2 separate regions of the Homo sapiens genome follow, and region 2 is linked to region 1. Evidence: chromatin loops called from intact Hi-C (ENCODE). Cell type or tissue: PC-9. All regions are shown on one strand. Links, peaks and the distances in the headings refer to the core of each region. The heading gives the core; the rest is flanking DNA. Region 1 overlaps TTC23L (tetratricopeptide repeat domain 23 like). Region 2 overlaps AGXT2 (alanine--glyoxylate aminotransferase 2).

What was found. Hi-C counts contacts between places; a loop is a spot of excess contacts. Peaks named below come from ENCODE experiments on the same cell type or tissue, not always from the same donor. Only the 100,000 strongest peaks of a DNase experiment are listed, where the experiment ranks them.
Region 2: it touches region 1 in a loop (5-fold over the local background); 2 of 110 quality-filtered maps call a loop at or near these places.

What each region holds. Positions count from the first base shown.
Region 1 is chr5:34,894,099-34,904,333 of GRCh38, forward strand. It overlaps TTC23L (tetratricopeptide repeat domain 23 like), which reads left to right. Exons shown (of 11, transcript NM_144725.4): 10 at 2,672-2,777; 11 at 5,292-6,413. The coding sequence ends at 2,680. Among named protein-coding and RNA genes, the nearest start is that of RAD1, 16 kb to the right of the region's middle. In PC-9, for the core only: CTCF peaks have their summits at 4,387 (motif pointing left) and 4,591; DNase peaks (open chromatin) are centred at 3,733 and 4,343.
Region 2 is chr5:34,997,925-35,008,159 of GRCh38, forward strand. AGXT2 (alanine--glyoxylate aminotransferase 2) reads right to left here. Exons shown (of 14, transcript NM_031900.4): 13 at 5,839-5,937; 14 at 178-902. The coding sequence ends at 795. Among named protein-coding and RNA genes, the nearest start is that of AGXT2, 45 kb to the right of the region's middle. RefSeq lists an enhancer at 5,483-5,532. In PC-9, for the core only: CTCF peaks have their summits at 5,636 (motif pointing left) and 5,838; a DNase peak (open chromatin) is centred at 5,637; H3K27me3 peaks cover 3,020 bases.

The DNA of each region.
Region 1 (10,235 bases), core at 690-8,689:
TTGGGAAAAGTTAATAGAATGTTTAAATGCCTGTAACCTTTGACTCTGAAAGACCACTTCTAAGAATTTGTCTTTTGAAATCCTTACACAAAATATGTATTTATAAATATAAGTATATATACAAATATACACCTATACATACATAAATATATCTTTTAGATTTGTTTATAATAGCAAACAATGGGAAAAAAATGTCTACCAGTAGAAATACTAGTACATTTTTATTGCCATATAATATGGTCATTCAAAGGCATGATGTAGAGCTTTAAGTGTCATGGAAGAATATTCCCATATATACTGTTAGGGCTAAAAATATGAAAAGTACACATTAGTGAGCAATATATATAGCATAACTCATAAGTATATGTAAATATGTAGTTAGTGCAAAGGACAGTAATTATCTCTAGGACAGGATTATGGAGGACTTTCAAATTCTATGTTATGTATTTCTGTGTCATTTTACTTTTTACAATAAATATTGTGATGATAAAAAAGATACATTTTAAGAGTATGGTATATGTGTCAAATATTAAGAGAGTGCCATGTAGTGGTAAGGAATGGACTAGTGCCAGATGGCCTGGGTTATAATCCCAGCTCTGTCTTTAGCTGTGAGATCTTGGACAAATCGCTTTACTTCTCAGTTTCCTCATCCATAAAATGGGGATGATAATAATATAATATCTACTTCATAGGGTTGTTATGAATAAATAAGTTAATGTAAGTAAAACTGCAAAGAAAGGTGCCTGGCACATAGTATGTGCTAATTAGAGATGATGAGAGTGTTAATGATGATGATGATGATGATGATGATGATGATGTTAATGGTGATGATGAAGATGACAATGATTGCAGATGGAAAGGGAAGGATGACTAATCAGAAGCCATTATATTGGCAAATAGAAAATAATCACTGACATCACTGATATTAGCATGAGCTGTATTTGTAGAGAAGACCTTTGAGATTACTGTTTGTCCAGTACCTGATTAAATACCTCCCATAATCAGGAATTTACTCATTATCTCTCAAAATGGCCCCTTCCTTCCATTACTGGACAGTTCTGATTGTTAGAAGAATGTAGTAGTTAAGGTCATAGACTACATTTAAAGTTAGACATATCTGTGTTTGAATCCAGGCTCTACCACTTTCTATGTGCCATTAGGCAAGTTATCTTAAGCCCCACTTTTCTCTAATGAGGATTAGAATAGTATCTATAATGTAGAAACATAATGAAGAGTAAATGAGATTATTTACATAAAGCACTTAGCACAGTATCTGGTATACTGTTAAGTGCTCAATAAATATCAGCCATTTTAACAACTCTACCTAGTCATCAAACTTACTGGATGTATGAAAGCATGAAGTTATCAACTTTATCTTTCTATCTGTCAGATGTCTCTGGAACAGCTGCATACCGAAAAGTTATTTTGATATACCTTTTGATGGGTATAAAGCTGTAGAAACCAACAGAAGGAGCAGGGAGAACCATCCTTTTCTCCTCATAAGAGGGGAGTAAGGAAGGTGCCTCAATGCCTATTAAACTATTAGTGATATTCAGTCCTCTTGGTCATATGAACAAAATGGAACAGCCTCTTTTGGGCTGAGGGGCTGGAGAAGGAAAGTAGGGTGGAGATGGGGATTTGGGAGGTGATTATTTCCAGAGAGAAGTGAGCAAGGAAAAAGAAAGGAGGTGATATGCTGCAGTACATTTTGTATCAGCCAGACCAGTCTTGGGCAAGACCTTAGTGATGAAATGTATGTTCCATAAGCTGGGTTGTTTCCAGGCTGCTGCATTCATCTTCTTTTCCTATTATTTATTAGTAAACATTCCAACACTCCATCTACAAAATTAAGGAGGAAATATCTGGCCAAACCTTGGTATGAGTGAGTGAGGAGCACAATCTGCTCCACCAGAGCCAGGTAGCCAAACAAGGGGCAGCAGCTTTTCCAAATCAGGATTCTAGGACTAGCTGGAGGCATTGGGGCAGGTAGAGAAGTGAAAACTCAGAAGCCTTTAGTTCCCTGCTTGAGGGTCTCTTTTATGGGGAACAAGGGCTGCTAAGCCACAGTGAGCCAGCTCAGTGTACCTTATCTTTAGCAGAGCAGTGGGGAGCTCTGCAATCCCCAGCTACTCTGCCACGCCCACAGAAATGGTCTGATAGGAGAGGATAGCATGGAATAGGGCAGGCAGAGCTTGAGGTTCCAGAGCAAAAGGCTGGGTTTGGTGGAGCTTGATTATTAGTGTTGTCTGCCCTGGGGTACGGGTGGGGGAACAGCTGGACTTCTACCACATACTTGCTGTTCAGGTATAGAGAAAGAGCACTGTACTCTGAGTCAAGGCACCTTGTGTGTGAATCCCAAAAACCATGCGACCTTAAGTCACTTAAACATTGAGTCTCAGTTTCTTCATCTTCATTCATTCCTTTAACAAACATTTTTTGAGCACCTACTAAGTGCCAGGTGCAGTTAGAGCTGCAGGTGGTAATAAAGATAAATAAAACATGGTCATTAATCTTAAGGGGACAACATTCTAGTGTAAGAGAAAACATGAAGAAATAATAACATGAAATTTAAGTTCTGGAATAGCATTCTCAGTGCAATGAAAGGAGAGACAATCTATGAGAATTGGAAAACACTTCATAGAGAGGGTGACATTTGAGCCATTTCTTAAAGGACAAGTAGCAGTTCATCCAGATGGAGAAGAGAAGCCATTCCTGGAAGAAGGAACTCTACATACAAAGGCACAGAAGCATGACAGAGGGCAGTGTATGGAGGAATGGTAAGTACTTTACAGCTGTTGTACAGGGCAGCATGTCCTGAAAGGGGCTGCAAGAAATGCTGATTCCAAGGGATGTGTGCCAGTTCTCTGGGGGAGGAAGAAAGGCTCTGTAGCAGAAAGACAAAAATCATTTAAGGAAAAAAAAAAACAAAAAAAACAGGTTTAAACAAAGTGACACAGGTTACTTTTCTGAAGGGCTTCTCAGGACTTTTAATATACAAAACCTTCGGCTGGGTGCTGTAGCTCATGCTGTAATCCTAGCACTTTCAGAGGCTGAGGCAGGTGGATTGTCTGAGCTCAGGAGTTCGAGACCAGCCTGGGAAACACAGTGAAACCCAGTCTCTACTAAAATACAAAAAATTAGCCGGGCGTGGTAGCATGCGCCTGTAGTCCCAGTTACTCGGGAGGCTGAGGCAGGAGAATTGCTTGACCTGGGAGGTGGAGGTTGCAGTGAGCCGAGATTGTGCCACTGCACTACAGCCTGGGCAACAGAGCAAGACTGTCTCCTAAAGAAAAATAAAAAAAAAATTAAACATTAAAAAAAATACATATATATACAAAACCTTCCTTATTGGCATGTTGGGAACAAATCAGGTTTTTAACATTTTTATTTTTATATTTTAAATTTGTAGTGACGAGGTCTCACTATGTTGCCCAGGCTGGCCTCCAACTCCTTGGCTCAAGTGATCCTCCCGCCTCAGCCTCTCAAAGTCCTGGGATTACAGGCATGAACACACCATACCTGGCTGCAAATCAGTTTTTTAGAAACCATTGTATTTTACATACCTAAAGTCTTTTTGAAATGATCAGTGATTTAAATTTTGGCAAATAAAACCTTGCCCTGTCTTTAGAATCAAAGTAGAGAAACTAAGGTTTGGTTTTGTTGAAAGCAAAGGGTGTAGTGTATACTTGCCCTGAGGGTATACATGAATACTTTTGCAGTTTGGTAAGGAATTTTGGCCCCACTTTAGGACATAAAGTCTTTATGAACTATGATTATCTCATCAACTATTTAATCTGATCATAGAAATATGACTTCAGTGCATCCCTATGAATTAATCTTTTTGATTCATGGTGGTTAAGAGCTGTAGTTCTGGAGACAGGCAAGCCTGAGTTCAAACCCCAGGACTACCACTTTCTAGCTATGGGCAATCCTGGTTTCTTCATCTATAAAATGGGGATGAAGTATAGTACCTATCTCAGTGTTGTTGTGAGAATAAATGAGATAATGCATTATATGTAAAGTGCTTAGCAGAGTGCCTGGCCCCATAGTAATCATGTACTAAGTAACAGCTATTTTTAGTTTTACTGAAAGCTGGTCTTTGACTTTATTACCTTCTACTGGCACCACTGTTGCACGAAGCAAACGGAGATAGGGGCTGAATATTTTGAAAAGCTACTACCAAGCTGATGTGGAAAATATTTTGCTGGTTAACATCTCGAAAAAGATATAGACTTATCAGGTTCTGGAAACACTGTTAGTCTCATAGACAAGCAGTCTGACACAGTCACCTAAACTCAAAGATAATATATACACTATGGAAATCAGTTGTCCTTTCAGGTTTCAGACAAGGGGAATCCTGCCACCTTGTGGTGCGACAGAAGTAGGCCCGAGGCTGATTCCCACTTACTATCCCTAGCAGAGATGCAGCCCTCTTACAGTTCTTTGCCCACCTCTGAATTTATGAGACCCCTGGGCAACTAACTTAATCTGTGCCTATTTCTTCAGCTAATTTGGAATCTCATTATCTCCTGGTTTACTGCAAAGGAAGTTAAAGTGCCAGATAGCTTTCTATATTTTATACAGTCCAGTAATAGAGAATGAGCCTGTCTTTAGTGCAACTTGCATAGAAACCCCAAGTTCATAAAATTTTGTATTTCATATTCTACAGAACAAATATTCTTTTCAAGTAAAAAAAGGGCTATGAAAACCACTTTTTTCAGGCTTGAGGTAGAAATAGGAGGTGACTAAAGAACACTTAATAGTAACTGTGTTTCTGGAGCAGTCTTTTGGATCATAATACATCAAATTCCTGCTCAGCTCCTTCAGTAATGGGAAATCAGAGGACAGACATCTCAACGGCTAGAAACAAGCAAGAGAGATCTTTCACAGGGCCTCGGGCTGTAAGTCTCCGAGCTCGTGAGAAGAAACCACTTGAAAATCATCAACTATATAAAAGGCCCTAAATTAGATAAGTTTTCCACCTGGGATTTAAACAATCCAGGTGGCTCAAATATCCCTGGTTTGCCATCTGAATCAAGGGAAGAGCTCCCTGCTGTTTAGGAAGAAAACCCGAGACTCTAGTAAGATTTTAGAGGCCTATTAGAAGAGCCAGCATTTTGAGAGTATAGTCATGTGGTGGAATAATGGTGACACAGTCGCCTCAGGCTAAGTTCAGCCTTTGGCTCAGGTAAGGCAATGAGATCTGCTGCTGGGGGAGGCAGGGCCAGTTATGGAGGAAGAGAAGGCAAGAACCAAGAAAAATGCTCAAATGGTTTTCTCCTTTCCTCTAGGTCTTCTGTTATCAAATTGAAAACCTCTATACAGGATAGCCAACAATAAAGACAACCTTGTTGATGATAAAAATTCTCGACCACAAAATGTTTCTCAACACTGATAGCAGTGGCAGATCTAAAACAACGGTTTTTTATTAAGGACTCTGGGAAAAAAAGGTCCACTTAGCAGCAGCATTCCAGGTGAAATACCCAAGAGCCATTAGAAACTAGGATCCTGGCTGGGCGCGGTGGCTCATGCCTATAATCCCAGCACTTTGGGAGGCCGAGGCAGGCCAATCATGAAGTCAGGAGATTGAGACCATCCTGGTCAACACGGTGAAACCCCATCTCTACTAAAAATACAAAAAAAATTAGCTGGGCGTGGTGACACATGCCTGTAAACCTAGCTACTCGGGAGGCTGAGGCAGAAGAATCACTTGAACCGGGGTCGGAGGTTGCAGTGAACTGGGATCATGCCACTGCACTCCAGCCTGGCGACAGATAGAGACTGCGTCTCAAAAAAAACAAACAAAAAACAAACAAACAAACCCAACTAGGATCCTGATCTATGACTTGGGGGAAAGAAATCTTTTAGTCACATGCTTTAAGTTAGTTTTTTGTGTCACTGGAACTCCATTACCTTCCATTTCCCTTTTTCTAACTCTATTCCTTTCAGTTCTGACTTTTTAAAAAATTCTGCGATACCTAAGGAGTTTATTGGTGAACACTTTCATGTACTACAGTTGACCACTGAACAATGCAGGGGCTAGGGCTGCCAATGCCTTGTGCAGTCAAAAATCTTTGTATAACTTTGGATTCCCCCAAAACTTAACTGCTAATAGCCTACTGTTAACTGGGAGCCTTACTGATAAGCTTAACAGTTGATTAACACATATTTTGTATGTTATATGTATAGTATATAATATATTCTTACAATAAGTAAACTAGAGAAAGGCAAAGGTTATTAAGAAAATGATAAGGGGCCAAGTGTGGTGGCTCATTGCCTGTAATCCTAGCACTCTGGGAGGCAGAGGAAGGCAGACTGCTTGAGCCCAGGAGGTCGAGGCTGCAGTGAGCTGAGATTGTGCCACTGCACTCCAGCCTGGATGAGAAAGTGAGACCCTGTTCAAAAAAAAAAAAGAAAGAAAATAAGGAAATACATTTACATTACTGTATTTATTGATTCCGTTAAGTTTACATTGTCTGTTTACAGAAAGAATCCTGGGACTGAAATGAGGGGCATCCACAGCCACAGACCTCAATCTTTGATACATATCAAGCAATTCAGCTTTTTCTTGTAATGTCATGACTTCTACTTCTTGAGAACACTTCCAGCATCACTAGTGGCACTTCATATGGGTCCCATGGTATTATATGAGGTTTATGGTGCACTAAACATGATGAAAAATACTTAAGAATCTCGAGAGAGTACTTTTTTCTGCCACATGAAATTTACTGGAGAGTTGAACTGCTCATGCAGAGATGATTAGCATCACATAGCGTTTTGAGTGGATATTCACAACATCTGCGCGCACTGCCGCAGCAGTAGGAGGCAGCTACAAAATGATTGCAGTACAGTACGTACTCCAGTTGGTTTTATGTGGCTATGATTTAACCTTGCATCTTTACATTTGTTTACATTTCTCTGGACTGTGAATGGCACCATGTACTGTATATGTGTGTAAATTTTGAGAAAATTTAGCTTTTTATAATAGATTTGTGCATATTTTGTAGTAGCAAATGATAAAATAGACTAGTATATACATATATTTTATGCATTCATACCTTTTAAAATGTTTAAAAATATTTCTAGGCAACGCAGTTTGTGTTTTTTCAAATTGTCAAAAAACTCCAAAAAAAAAAACTTCCAATGTATTTATTGAAAAAAATCTGTGTATAAGTGGATTTACACAGTTCAAACCCATGTTGTTCAAGGGTCAACTGTATTTGGAGGTGTTTTTAGTCATAGCCTGTTTGAGGTCACCAAAACTGCCTTGGGAGGAATAGTTTGAACCTTCTGAAACACTTACCCTGATCTGATTTACTGAACTCGTCATAACATGTTCAAAGTCAGAAAGGACCATTTTATTTTATAAAGAAACTGGGGACGGCCGGGCATGGTGGCTCAAGCCTGTAATCCCAGCACTTTGGGAGGCCGAGGCAGGCGGATCATCTGAGGTCAGGAGTTTGAGACCAGCCTGACCAACATGGAGAAACCCTGTCTCTACTAAAAATACAGAATTAGCTGGGTGTGGTGGCGCATGCCTGTAATCCCAGCTACTCGGGAGGCTGGGGCAGGAGAATTGCTTGAACCTGGGAGGTGGAGGTTGCGGTGAGCTGAGATCATGCAATTGCACTCCAGCTTGGGCAACAAGAGCAAAACTCCATCTCAAAAACAAAAACAAAACAACAACAAAAGAAACTAGGGACAAGAGAGTGATTTGTTCAAGGTCAGCTTGGTAATTATAAAGCAGACTTCCTGGATCACAGATGATTACTCTTTCCATCCCACTCTGCTGCCTCCACCAAACTGGATTAAAAAGGCTTGTTTTAGGAACAGAATACTCACTGTGGTTGTTTATGAAGAAAATCCTTAGACTCTGAGCAAGTGTATATCTAGCGAAAGAATTTGCAATCTTGAATAATATTCCTTACTTTCTTGTGAATTTAGCGACAGAGAAATCTCATTTGGGTTTGCACTATAAATAACTTTAATTTTTCTCTCTTCATCTTTTCCCAGTTGTCTAACTTGATTTAATACAGCTCAAATGGCCGGGCGCGGTGGCTTAAGCCTGTAATCCCAGCACTTTGGGAGGCTGAGGCAGGGGGATCACCTGAGGTCACGAGTTCCAAGACCAGCCTGGCCAACACGGCTCTCTACCAAAAATACAAAAATTAGCTGGGCATGGTGGTGGGTGCCTGTAATCCCAGGTGCTTGGGAGGCTGAGACAGGAGAATCACTTGAACCTGGGAGGTGGAGGTTGCAGTGAGCCAAGATTGTGCCATTGCAGTCCAGACTGGGTGACAAGAGCAAAACTCCCTCTAAAAAATAAATTAATAATAATACAGCTCAAAGACCCTGTGTCTTTGGGGATCCAAGTGTATCACTATCAACATCTATATCAACGCACTCAGTGCTTACAGAACCACATTTTGGTTCTTCATTCAGGAAATTATTTCAGTCATTTGTTCAGCCTGTAAAATCTAAGAATCAACCAGTACCCAAGGTATAGTGAGTTGTGTTCTGCTGTGGCAGAAGCACACATATACTAACTAAGCCAAAGCCTTGTCCACTGACTGGTAGGCCTTCTCCTGGCAGTTGCCGACTAACTCCCAGGATGCTTTAGGGTTGGCACTCAGGATCAAGGTCCCACATTGCAGACCTGGCTGAAAGCAGCTATATATTCCATTGCCCTTCTCTGTGGTGCTTATTAACTGGTCACTTGGCCTATCATTGTTCATTTTAGCCCTTTCTGGAGATGGGGCTGCTGTTCTTCCCCAGAATATTCTGAATTGATTACAGTAGCATCAGAAGAGTTGCTTCCATTTTCACATACGTAGTTGAAAATAGCTCTTCAACAATGACTGACATTAAAAAAAAAAAAATACCAGAAAGAAATGGCCATTCAGACTCCATTTTGGGTGGCACCAAAATTTATAAAATGTTACTATTTTGCAATCCTAAGATCTCCAAACTGACAAACCTATATCAATAAACAGTAGCATAACACTGTGAAATAAAATTTTATGGTGTACCTGTTCCTGCATTTGGATTGTTTTTAATGTTTAAAGTTTTTCTTTATTGTCAGTGTAAGGTTGCCATTGTCTGAGGTTTTGATATTAAAATGTTTTATAAAATGGTGGTGATACTGAATCATATAATTTTAACATCCTTATACCTAGTAAAATAAGTTGGCACCTATGTTGGTCCCCAAAGTTTTTCCCAAAGGCATTTTTAGAGCAGTTTTAGGTTCATAAAAAAAATTAAGGGAAAGCTAGAGATTTCCCATTTACCCCCTACCTGCACACATGCCTAGCTTCTCCCTTATCAACATCTCCCACCAGAGCGGTACATTTGTGACAACTGATGAACCCACACTGACACAGCATTATTACCCAAGTCCATAGTTTACATGAGGGTTCACTCTTGGTGGTATACATTCTGTGGGTTTGGAAAAATTATAATGACATATATCCACCATTATAGTATCATACATATTAGTTTCACTGCCCTAAAAATCCTCTGTGCTCTGCCCAAAAGTTTTAAAATTTTACTATTTTGGTGAAATCCCAAAGTCTTAACAAGCCACATTAGAAATATAAAGTTGCATTCTCACTGCAAAACCACAGAAGCTACTTTCTAAATTCAACCAATCTGGATAACCCAATCCAATCAAACACCTGACATTTCTAACAGATCTGAGCTAACATACAGAGCTCTTACAATTCTTCTGAATTAGCTAACAAGCACTGACATTTTTGAGGTGGATGAGGATTAGCTATTTTCCAACAATCTCTGTACCAAGTTAGAAAAAAAAATAATTCAAGCCCAGATCAAGCTGTCTCACATACAGATTTCAATAAATATTGTTATTTTTATTTTATTTTTTGTTGAGACAGGGTCCCACTCTCCTGCCAGACTGGAGTGCAGTGGCATGACCATAGCTCACTGCAGCCTTGAACTCCTGGGCTCAAGCAATCCTCCCGCCTTAGCCTCTGGAGTAGCTGGGACTACATGCATACTCCACACCTGGCTAATTAAAAAAAAAAAATTTTTTTTAGAGATGGAGTCTTGCTATGTTGGCCAGACTAGTCTCAAAACTCCTGGGCTAAAATGGTCCTCCTGCCTCGGCCTCCCAAAGTGCTGGGACTACAGGTGAGAGCCACCACACCTAGCTCAATAAACATTTTTTAGCAAGCAAACAAAAAAGTTTATGTAAACGGCTGGGTGTGGTGGCTCAC
Region 2 (10,235 bases), core at 1,025-9,024, 100 kb after region 1:
GTAATAAGGGTTCAGACCACAGTGGGATGTGGTAGTAGGTAAGGACCAGAAAAGAAGGCTCTGACAGATGTTTTAAGGGAGTTAAAGGAGAGGGAACTTGTTCTTTCTTTGGGAGTATTTTCTGCCTCATTTCTCAGTATGCTTTTGACCGTAACAGTGAAAAATAAAAAAGCCTTATACAGAACAATGAATTTATTACCTCAAATATCAAGAGGCCCTGAGGTAGGGTGGCTCCAGGAATGCTTAAGTGAGTGCTTCTTTGACATCACTAAGCACTTGGCTTCCATCCATCTTCCAACCTCACCAAAAAGGGTTGTCCTCATGACTACAAGCCGGCTGACATGGTGCCAGGAATCTCGTCATGAACATATGGTGTTCTCAGCGCAACAAGAAGACATCTCTTCTTGAACTGAAGAGTGAGGGTGAAGAAAACTTTCCCTGAAGGCACCTCCACCAAAAGATTTTTCTTCAAGATTCACTGGACAAAAATACATCACATATTCATGCATAAACCAATCACTGCAAAGGGGAATCAAATTACCATACCTAACATAAACTAATTAGGATTTATTCTCTGAGCTAGGGAGATCCTTTCCCTGAAGAATGGAGTTCTCAAGATAAGAGGGGCTCTGCTAACAAATATGGTTGGTAGGCAGTCAACCATGACTTTTACAGCTCCTGTGGAGAGCTGCAGGCTTTCTCTGGATACCAGTGGTTCTGAAATTCTTCAAATTCACCCTTGAACATACGTGGCAAATTCTTGAGACTTGTGGTTTTATTTATTTCTGACAATGTTACTTAGCTCTTCTTTCCATGTGTTGGGTTAAGGCAGAACGAAATACTTCTACTGCAAAATCAACTTCTGGTTTAGTGATGCACATTGAGGGCGCAATGCGAAATGTCTGAGGAGACACCAAAAAATAAGAAAACAAATCATCAGAGAATCAAATATGACTTTGAGGAAATGCACTAAACTAAAAATCCAAAACCTTGTGTTTAGGATGTTTCTCATGTTTCTCTCAGTTTGGTTCCTCCTCCATCCCCAATGCTGAATCCAGGCCATTCACCCTCCAGTCTCCATACAAACCCTTGTACAATTTGGCTCTGCCCCTTTTCCTTTTTGTCATACATTTACCTCCTGGTCATTCTACACCTTCACTGAAGTCTTAGGCCCCTCGCTATACTCCATTTCTGCCCAGGGTGACTTCCATGTCCATATGTGCAACCCAGCAAACTCACTTCTCACTGCCCTTATTGCCACAACTCCCAGAATCTTTATGTCCACCCTTCTGCAACCATTCATACCCATGGCCAATGCCATGAGCCTCCTCTTCACCAGGAACAACTCAATTTCTGATTCCCACTACAGCTTTCCTTTTCATGAAGACTTCAGAATCCTCATTCACCCATTGTTTTCAGGTCTATTGCTCCACTCAGGTCTCCTCCTTCCTTTCTACCCAGCTCAGAACGCAGAGTTGAATGAAGTAGGCTCACACTTGCCCCTCATTTTGCTTGCATTTCTACCCTTTTTCTGCTGCACCCACACCACAGCCAATCCCAGCGCTAATGAAATATTTTATTGAATGGCTTTTTTCTAATCTAGATGGCTGAGAAGAGTTAGAGAAAAATCACACAGCTAGGCTGAGTGATGCCGCTAGATATTCAGGGTCTCCAACTTCTGTGGGTCACCCCAACTTTTCTTGTTCATTGTCAGCGTCCTTTCTCAATCTAAACCTTTATCATTCCTCTCAATTTCCTTACTCAACTCCTGCGCCTCTCCCTCTATTTCATAGACAATCATGCCTCATACTTCTCAGAAAATTGAAGCTGCCACGCAAGACAAACTTGTTTGCTCTCACATCCATTTTTATAAACTTTCCTAAAGGCTCAGAGAACAAGGTGTATTTGCTGTTCAACTCCAAATTGTCCACCTATGCCCTTGACCCTGGATTCTCCCATCTCCTTCACTCCAGGAAACGCCCCTTCAACTTCCCCTTAGCCTATAAACAAGCAGGCTTAAAGCTCTCATAACCCCAATCTAGACCACACCAAATACAAATCTTTGTTGACCCCCTTGTCCCCTATGGCTACCTCGCAAATGCTTTCTTCCTGCTTTTAGCCACATCACTAAAAAGACTGGTTGGTGCTTATTGGCCATTATTTATTACTTTGCCCTTCCCCCATTCACATCTCAATTGGTTGCAGTCTGACTTCTGCCTCATCAACCACTCTACTAAAGTTACCTGCAAGTGTGGAATCCACTGGTCATCTTCCAGCCCTCATTCTCTCTGGCCTTCTCTGCACTTGACTCTTTGGAATTCCCCCACTTCCTGAACCTCTCCTGTCTCTTTCTTCCATGACTTCACACTCTTCTTATTCTCTTCATACCTGTCCACGCTTTCTGCCTCTACCTGGGCAGCTTTTTCCTTCTCCTGCCTTTTATTATTATTACTGTTATTATTTTTATTTTATTTGAGACAGAGTCTCACTCTGTCGCTCAGGCTGGAGTGCAGTGGCACAATCTCGGCTCACTGCAACCTCCGCCTCCCAGGTTCACACAATTCTCCTGCCTCAGCCTCCTGAGTAGCAGGGATTACAGGTGTGTGCCACCACACTCAGCTAATTTTTTATATTTTTGGTAGAGACAGGGCTTCACTATGTTGGCTAGGCTGGTCTCAAACTCCTAACCTCAAGTGATCTGCCGCTTCGGCCTCCCAAAGTGCTGGGATCACAGGCGTGAGCCACCGTGCCCGGCCTCTCCTGCCCGTTAAAAGTCAGTGTTGTGCAGGTTTCTATCTTCATCTCACTGAGCTTCTCATCTAGACATTAGACTTCCTGGGAGATTTCCTCATCTCACTGTGTAAATGCTGATGACCTATAAAACATGATCTTCAGTCATTTCCTCCGAGCTACAGACTTCTACAGATGGTCCCTGACAGAATATTTTTGACTTTACAATGATGGGAAAGTGATACACATTAGTAGAAATTGTACATCAAGTATCTATACAACCTTTCTGTTTTTCAGTTTCAGTACAGTAGTCAATAAATTACATGAGATACTCAACACTTTATTATAAAATAGGCTTTGTCACATGACTTTGCTCAACTGTAGGCTAATGCAAGTGTTCTGAGCACATTTAAGGTATGCTGGCTAAGCTATGATGTACAGTTGGTTAGGTGTATTAACTGCATTTTTGACTTAAAATATTCTCAATTTAGGAGGGGTTTATCAGGAGGTAACCCCACTATAAGTCAAGAAGCATCTGTAGATAGAGTGAGATGTTTATGAACACCTTGAATGGAGCATGCTCAAAGCTGGACTCATTCTTGCCCACTCCAAACCAACATGAGAGCTTCTTCCTCGACTCTCTCTGGTTCTTCATATCCACAGTCTGTGCATTTTCCAGGATTATCCTCAGAATATCTCCTCTATCTCTACTACCACAGCTCAGGTTCAAACAGCCTCCTTGGCTCCCAGAGGGACCCCCTGTCTCCAGTCTTGTCCCCTTAGATTTGTCTTCCTCAGAGGACAGATTCTGAAATCAGACTACCTGAGTTTGGATCCTGGTTCTGTCATTACTTAACCTCTCTGTGTGTCTTTTCCTTTATCTGTAAAATAAGGATAGTAATAGTACTTATTTTATAGGCTTGTTGGGAGCATTAAATGAGTCAGTTCATGCAAAGTGTTAGGACAGTGCCTGACAAGCAGGAAGGGCTTCATACCAGCTCCACTGACTACTCAAGCCTTTGCACCAGCCACATCTGTGTGGTGTGATGTGGTGTGCAAAATTAGTTCTTTGTACTCTGCCACATTTCATGCACAGTTTGGTTGTTTATCTCATTATTTAAGATTCTGCTACCCAGAAAGCCTGGCCTAGAAGTCCCTTCTCTTTCCCCCTTGAATATCTTTTAAAAAATATTTATAGATGAGCTTACTACATTATATTGTAATTTTCTATGTATTTGCCTTTCTCTCCCACCAGCTCCACGAAGGAAGGACCAGATCTTATTTATCACCGTATTAGGTTGGTGCAAAAGTAATTGCAGTTTTTGCAATTAAAAAAAATCACAAAAACTGCAATTACTTTTACAGCAACCTAATAGTTTCAGTTTCCAGAATGACACCTGTTGCTTAGCACATAACAAATTTTGCCAAATAACAAAGGAAGAGCTAAGCAAGTACACAAGTATCTCATGTCTTTATAAATTGCATGTCTTACGATTCATAATCATTAAATTATGTTATCTGGTTTGTACAGAAAAATATTTATGACCTGGACTAGAAAAAAAATCACAGAGCACATCCCAGCAAAAGTGCTCATTCTGGCTTTGTTGTTTGGGCTGGGAGAACTTTAAGTCTGTTTTGTTTAAAGGGGAAGGGGAAGTTGGGGAAAAATTGAAGATGCAAGAAAACATGGGGGTTTCCTTGAGTGAAGGTGGAGGGAGCTTGGAGAAACAAGCACACAGATGGAAGATCTAGATTTGAAAAGGAGAAATGCCTCATTTCTGGAACCTTCAGGGAAGGAAGTGCTATGATCTGGACATTTGTGCCTCTACCCCTTGAATTCCTATGTTGGAACCCTAACTCCCAAGGTGATGGTCTTGTGAAGTGGAGCCTTTGGGAAGTGATTAGCTCAGGAGGGCAAAGCCCATGAAGGCCCAGGGAGCTCTCTTGCCCCTTCTGCAATGTGAGGTCACAGCAGAAAGATGGCCGCTTAGAAAGAGCGCCCTCACCAGACACTGAACTTGCTGGCACCTTGATCTTGGACTTCTCTGCCTCCAGAACTATGAGAAATGAACTTCTATGATGTATAAGCCACCCAGGCTATGGCGCTTTGTGATAGCAGGCTGGGGGGGGGGACTAACACGGGAGGAAAGAATAAATGCGGGGACCGATGAGTTTATATAGAGGTTTTGCCTGATAGTTTCAATTTTATCTGAGAAGTATGAGGCAAGAAGCAGATATTTCAGTATCCACTGAAGTTGTGAGAGGCAGGGATGGAGCAGGGAAACTGGGAAGGATGAGGAATGTTTAAAATGGGAAAGAAAGTTAACAAAGGACAGGACAAATTAGGGAGGAGCAGAAGTTACCTTCTCTCTTAAGTCTCCACCCTGTAGCCCATCCCTGGGGAGAGGCTGTTGCTGTGAGGGGCAGCCTCTCGGGCAGTGTGTGCAGGGCAAGCCAGGGTCCTGACTGTGGAGCTGGGCATGGCTTTTCAAGGAAGGGAGTGGGGAGGGCTCGACCTCTGAATCTCCCAGCCTAAGGGTGAAGGACACTGGCTCTGGCTGATTTTGAGTTTGGCAATGGGGGCTATGCCCAGGTGGTCCTCCATCTCTCCGACAGGCGTCACCCGGGCCTGCAGGTGCTGTCGTGTTGCTCCCAGCCACAGAGGCCACTAAGGCTTAGCAGGGTCACCAAGTCAGAGCCCTGGGCTGAGCTAAGAACGGCCAGAATTGCTTTCACAGGGGTTAGAATTAATTATACAGGAGATAGATTATTTACTGCATGACTGTGATGTTTATCATCCATACTGTTAGTTGTCCGCTTTGACCATCCTCTGTCTGCCTCTATCTTTACCCCAAAGAGCCGCGACAACCAAACCATTTTCACTCAGCGCCCCCTAGTGGCCTGAGAGCTGCACTGTCTCCGCCTTTTTTTTTTTTGTACCCGAGCTTCATCCCTAGATGACATGTGGCTGGGTACCTCGGCACAGTTGTGTAAAAACTGCAACCAGCATTAGGACATCTTCACAGCTGTGAAGAAACTGTGACCAGCATTAGGAAATCAGAGAGACTCCTACCTAGAGCGATAGGTAAAAACCAGTCTTTCTCTTACCTGAGAAAAAATGCTGCCTCTGCCAACGAGGAGTCCCATGTGCTTGCAGTCCTCATGGATCTGATTTACTTCTTCACGGGGAAGAGGCCGACAGCTTATCTGTAAATATATTTTTAAAATTCTTTCTATTTGGTGTTGGAATGGTTAAAGGAATTATTTGCAAGAGAGGAAAAAAGAAAAACCCTTCAGCCATCAATGCCCCTCTTTTTTTTCTCTCTCCCTCTTTCTCTCTGTCCTCTCCTTCCCCTGTAATTAAATGAAGCTGCTAATTGCTGAACCAGATTTTTGGAGGATGTTATTTAAAATGTTTGTTTCTAATCCGAATTCATCCCAAATTCCCAAAAGACAAAATGAAGTTCTGTGCGGATAGCCAGTGAATCTTAGCTTTGCTAATGGCTGCCTTGGGAGTCTGGTTCCTTAATAGCTAAATTTGGAGTCTGTTTTATGTGGAAATTTTCCTTAACTCTTCACTTTGTTCTGCCCATGGAAAGGGCTCATTTCAAAGGCCAGGAAATGGCTCAGAAGTTGTACAAAGGCACCAGCAGCCTGAGCTTTCCCTGGGCAGCGCAGTGGGACAGCTGAGGAGGGGCCGGTTTGTCCTAATTTCCCTGCTTGTAGGACTTGCTCTTTCTCCCCCAAGACTGCATCCTCCAGGGTTAGGAAAGGTAAGTGCTCCAGGAGCCGAGAGCCTGTGTCAGATCCCCAGCCATTCAGAGCAGGTCCCCTCCCTGTGGGGTCAGACATTGGGCTGACTTGCATCCTTTCTGTGCGTCCCCTGTCTTCCCAGTCTGTGAGTACAAACGTCTCCCTCTGACTTAGTCATGTCACACCTGACAGCATGTCTGCATTACCTGGAAGGCTTTCAAATGACAGATATTTGGGCCTCATGCTAGGCCAATCAAATTAGAATATTGGAAGCAGGGCTTAGGCATCTGCATTTTTAAAATGGTCCTCAGGTGACCGGGCTAAGCGAGCTAAGTGAGGTAGACGGGGCCCCTCTAGTGTGCCCAGTTTCATTACATCCTCCACACTTCCTACCCACCCTCAGTCTGGGCTTTGCCATCCACTTCCTTCTTCCCACCAACCCCAGATCCAACTCTTTCCCCAATCCTCCATTTCTTGTAAGGTGTCATTGTCTGAGAACAGAATAAGATGGGACCTCCTAGAGAGATATGTGCATTTTGTTCTGTCTTAAAGCCTTAACATAAGCAAAATACATATTCAAACTTTCAGACTATTGGATCAGAAAGGACCTGAGGGAGAGGGAAGGACTAGAATCCTCTCATTGACTTCAAAATGCTATCATGCATTCCACTTACGACTGATTGGAAAGAGACAATGAAAATAATTTAGGGCTAAACTGTGAGAACTAGAAGGGCATTAAATATGATTTGAGAGGCCAGAGGGATTGGAGAGTAATCCGGAGGGAAGGTTGGGTTGGGGGGGTCAGTTCTTTTGTTGTTGTTGTTGTTGTTTTGTTTTCTGAGTCAGAGTCTCACTCTGTTGCCCAGGCTGCAGTGCAGTGGTGCAATCTTGGCTCACTGCAACCTCTGCCTCCTGGGCTCAAGTGATTCGCCTGCCTCAGCCTCCCCACTAGCTGGGATTACAGGCACCTGCCACCACACCTGGCTAATTTTTGTATTTTTAGTAGAGATGGGGTTTCACTATGTTGGCCAGGCTGGTCTCGAACTCCTGACCTCAAGTGATCCACCTCAGCCTCCCAAAGTGCTGGGATTACAGGTGTGAGCCACCGTGCCTGGCCCAACAGGACAGTTTTGAATGGGTGGAGTCTGTGTGGCTTCACCCCGACCTTGCTCTGGGCCAGCACCCTCTTGGCTCCCTTGCCCATTTTATCCCTCCCTGACCTCAACTGCTATGGCTAATTGAACATCTTGTATGCCATCCTCAGGGAAAAAAAGCAGGGTCTGAAACTCTGCTGAGGCTTAAGCCACAGCGCAGCCTGCCGAGGCCCTTGTGCCCATGCCTGTGCCCCAACTGCTTGATAATGAAGTGGGCATGCTAGTAATTAAACTTCTTGATGAATGTATAATGGACCATCGTGTTTATCTCTTTTGGTGAATCTATGTTTAAAGAATTATAAATTTAAAATTTGAAAAAAATTCAAATGTTCTGGAAGTGCATAAAGTAAAACGAGAACATTTCCCCACTTCCTATCCTATTCCTAGGGACACCTTCTATTGACAATTTGGTGTGAAACAGATACTTTTTCTATGCATGCAAATACATCTATATGCATGTTTTAAAAAATAAGTCATTTAATAACGTTTGGCAATTTCCTTTTAATAATATATGGTATATCTTGGGCATCTTTCCATGTCAGTATATTTGGACTTAGTCTTCTTAAACGTTACCTAGTATTTCATTGCAGTAAGTTGTTCAACCTCCTAATGTTGAGCATTTAGGTTGTTTCCAATTTTTCATGATTATAAACAATGCTGCAAATATTCCTATTCATACATATTTTTAGACAGTTTTGAGGGTATTTCTTTGGGACACACTTCTAGAAATTGCCAGGTATGTTAGGCCATTCTTGTGTTGCTGCAAAGGAATACCTGAGACTGGGTAATTTATAAAGAAAAGAGGTTTAATTGGCTCACAGTTCTACAGGCTGTACAAGCATGGCTCCAGCACCCGCTTCTAGTGAGGGGCTCAGGAACCTTACAATCATGGCAGAAGGCAAAGGGTGAGCAGATGGGTCGTGTGGGGAGAGCAGGAGCAAGAGAGGGAGTTAGGGAGGTGCCATACATTTTTAAACAACCAGATCTCAGATGAAGTCACTCGTCACCAAGCCATTGATGAGGAATCCGCCCCCATGATCCAAATACCTCCTACTGGCTCCACCTCCAACACTGGGGATTACATTTCAACATGAGATTTGGAGGGACAAACATTCAAACCATGTCACCAGGTCAAAATGTATAGATATTTAAAATTTTGAGAGCTGCAGACAAATTACTGTCCAAAGGGCTGTACCTCCTTACCAACAGAATATGAGAGTACCTATCCTGGGTGATGCTGGACAGCATTATAGCAAAGTTCTTGGGTATTATAACTATGCGACTGTGGTTTGATGTGTTGCAGGGGCCTGAAATTAATTGAGAAACACAAAGCACTTACCATCTGTATGTTTCCTGGCCTCAAAAGTGTAAACTTATTTAGGAAAATAAGGTATTTATACATAAAAGGTGAGTCAACAAATACAGGTTAGGTGACACAGAGTGAATGTTTGTGTCCCTCAAAATTCATATATTGAAACCTAATACCCAAGGGGATGGCATAATATTGGGAGGTGGGGCCTTTGAGAGGTGATTAGGTTACAAGAGTGGAACCCTCATGAATGAGATCAGTACCCTCATAAAAGAGGCTCCAGAAAGCTCTTTTGCCTCATTTACTAGGTGAGGGCACAGCAAGAAGGCACCATCTATGAACCAGAAAGTGGGCCCTCGTCAGACACCAAGTTGGCCTGCACCTTGTTCTTGGACTTTCCAGTCTCCAGAACCATGAGGAATACATTTCTGTTGTTTATAAGATATCCAATCTATAGAACTTTGCTATAGCAGCCTGAATGGACTAATATAGTGGAAAAGATCTTTTCAAAGCAGCTCCTTAGACAGTGAGTACCAGAGGAATTCTCTGAAGGGTGGATCTCCTGGATAGAGGAGAAGCAAAGGCAAGCTTTAAGGAGATGCGATGGAGAGCTTGATCTTGAAAAAGACTAGGATTTCCATAGGTAGATATAGAGGGGAGAATACTGTGTTCCATGGTTGAGGAAAAGCTTGAGTGGCATTTGGATTTGGAGAGTAATTGCATTGAGGGGACAGTGAGTAGAATTAGGGGATGTAGGAGCTGGGATTTAAATCCAGGTGGTCTGCCCTTAGAGCCCATGCTTATACTAACAAATGGTTCAGCGAAGAGAAAAAGAGCCCCTTCTATAGATACTATTTTATAACCTTGCTATAGTTTGGATATTTGGCCCTCCAAACCTCAAATGGAAGTTTGATCCCCAATGTTGGAGGTGGGTCCTAAAAAGAGGTGCTTGGGTGGTGGGGGCAGATCCCTCATGAATGTCTTGGTGCTGTCCTCTCCATGATGAGTTGTCACTCCATTAGTTCCTTCTAGAGCTGGCTGTTGAAAACAGCCTGGCACCTACCAACCCCTAATCTCTTGCTTTCTCTCTCTCTCTCTCTCCCTCATCAGTGACCTCTGCATATGCCAGCGCCTCTTCCCCTTCCACCACGAACAGAAGCAGTCTGAGGCCCTCATCAGATGCAGATGCTGGTGTCATGCTTCCTGTATGGTCTGCAGAACCATGAGCCAAATAAACCTCTTTTCTTGATAAATTGCCCAGCCTCAGGTATTCCTTTACAGCAACACAA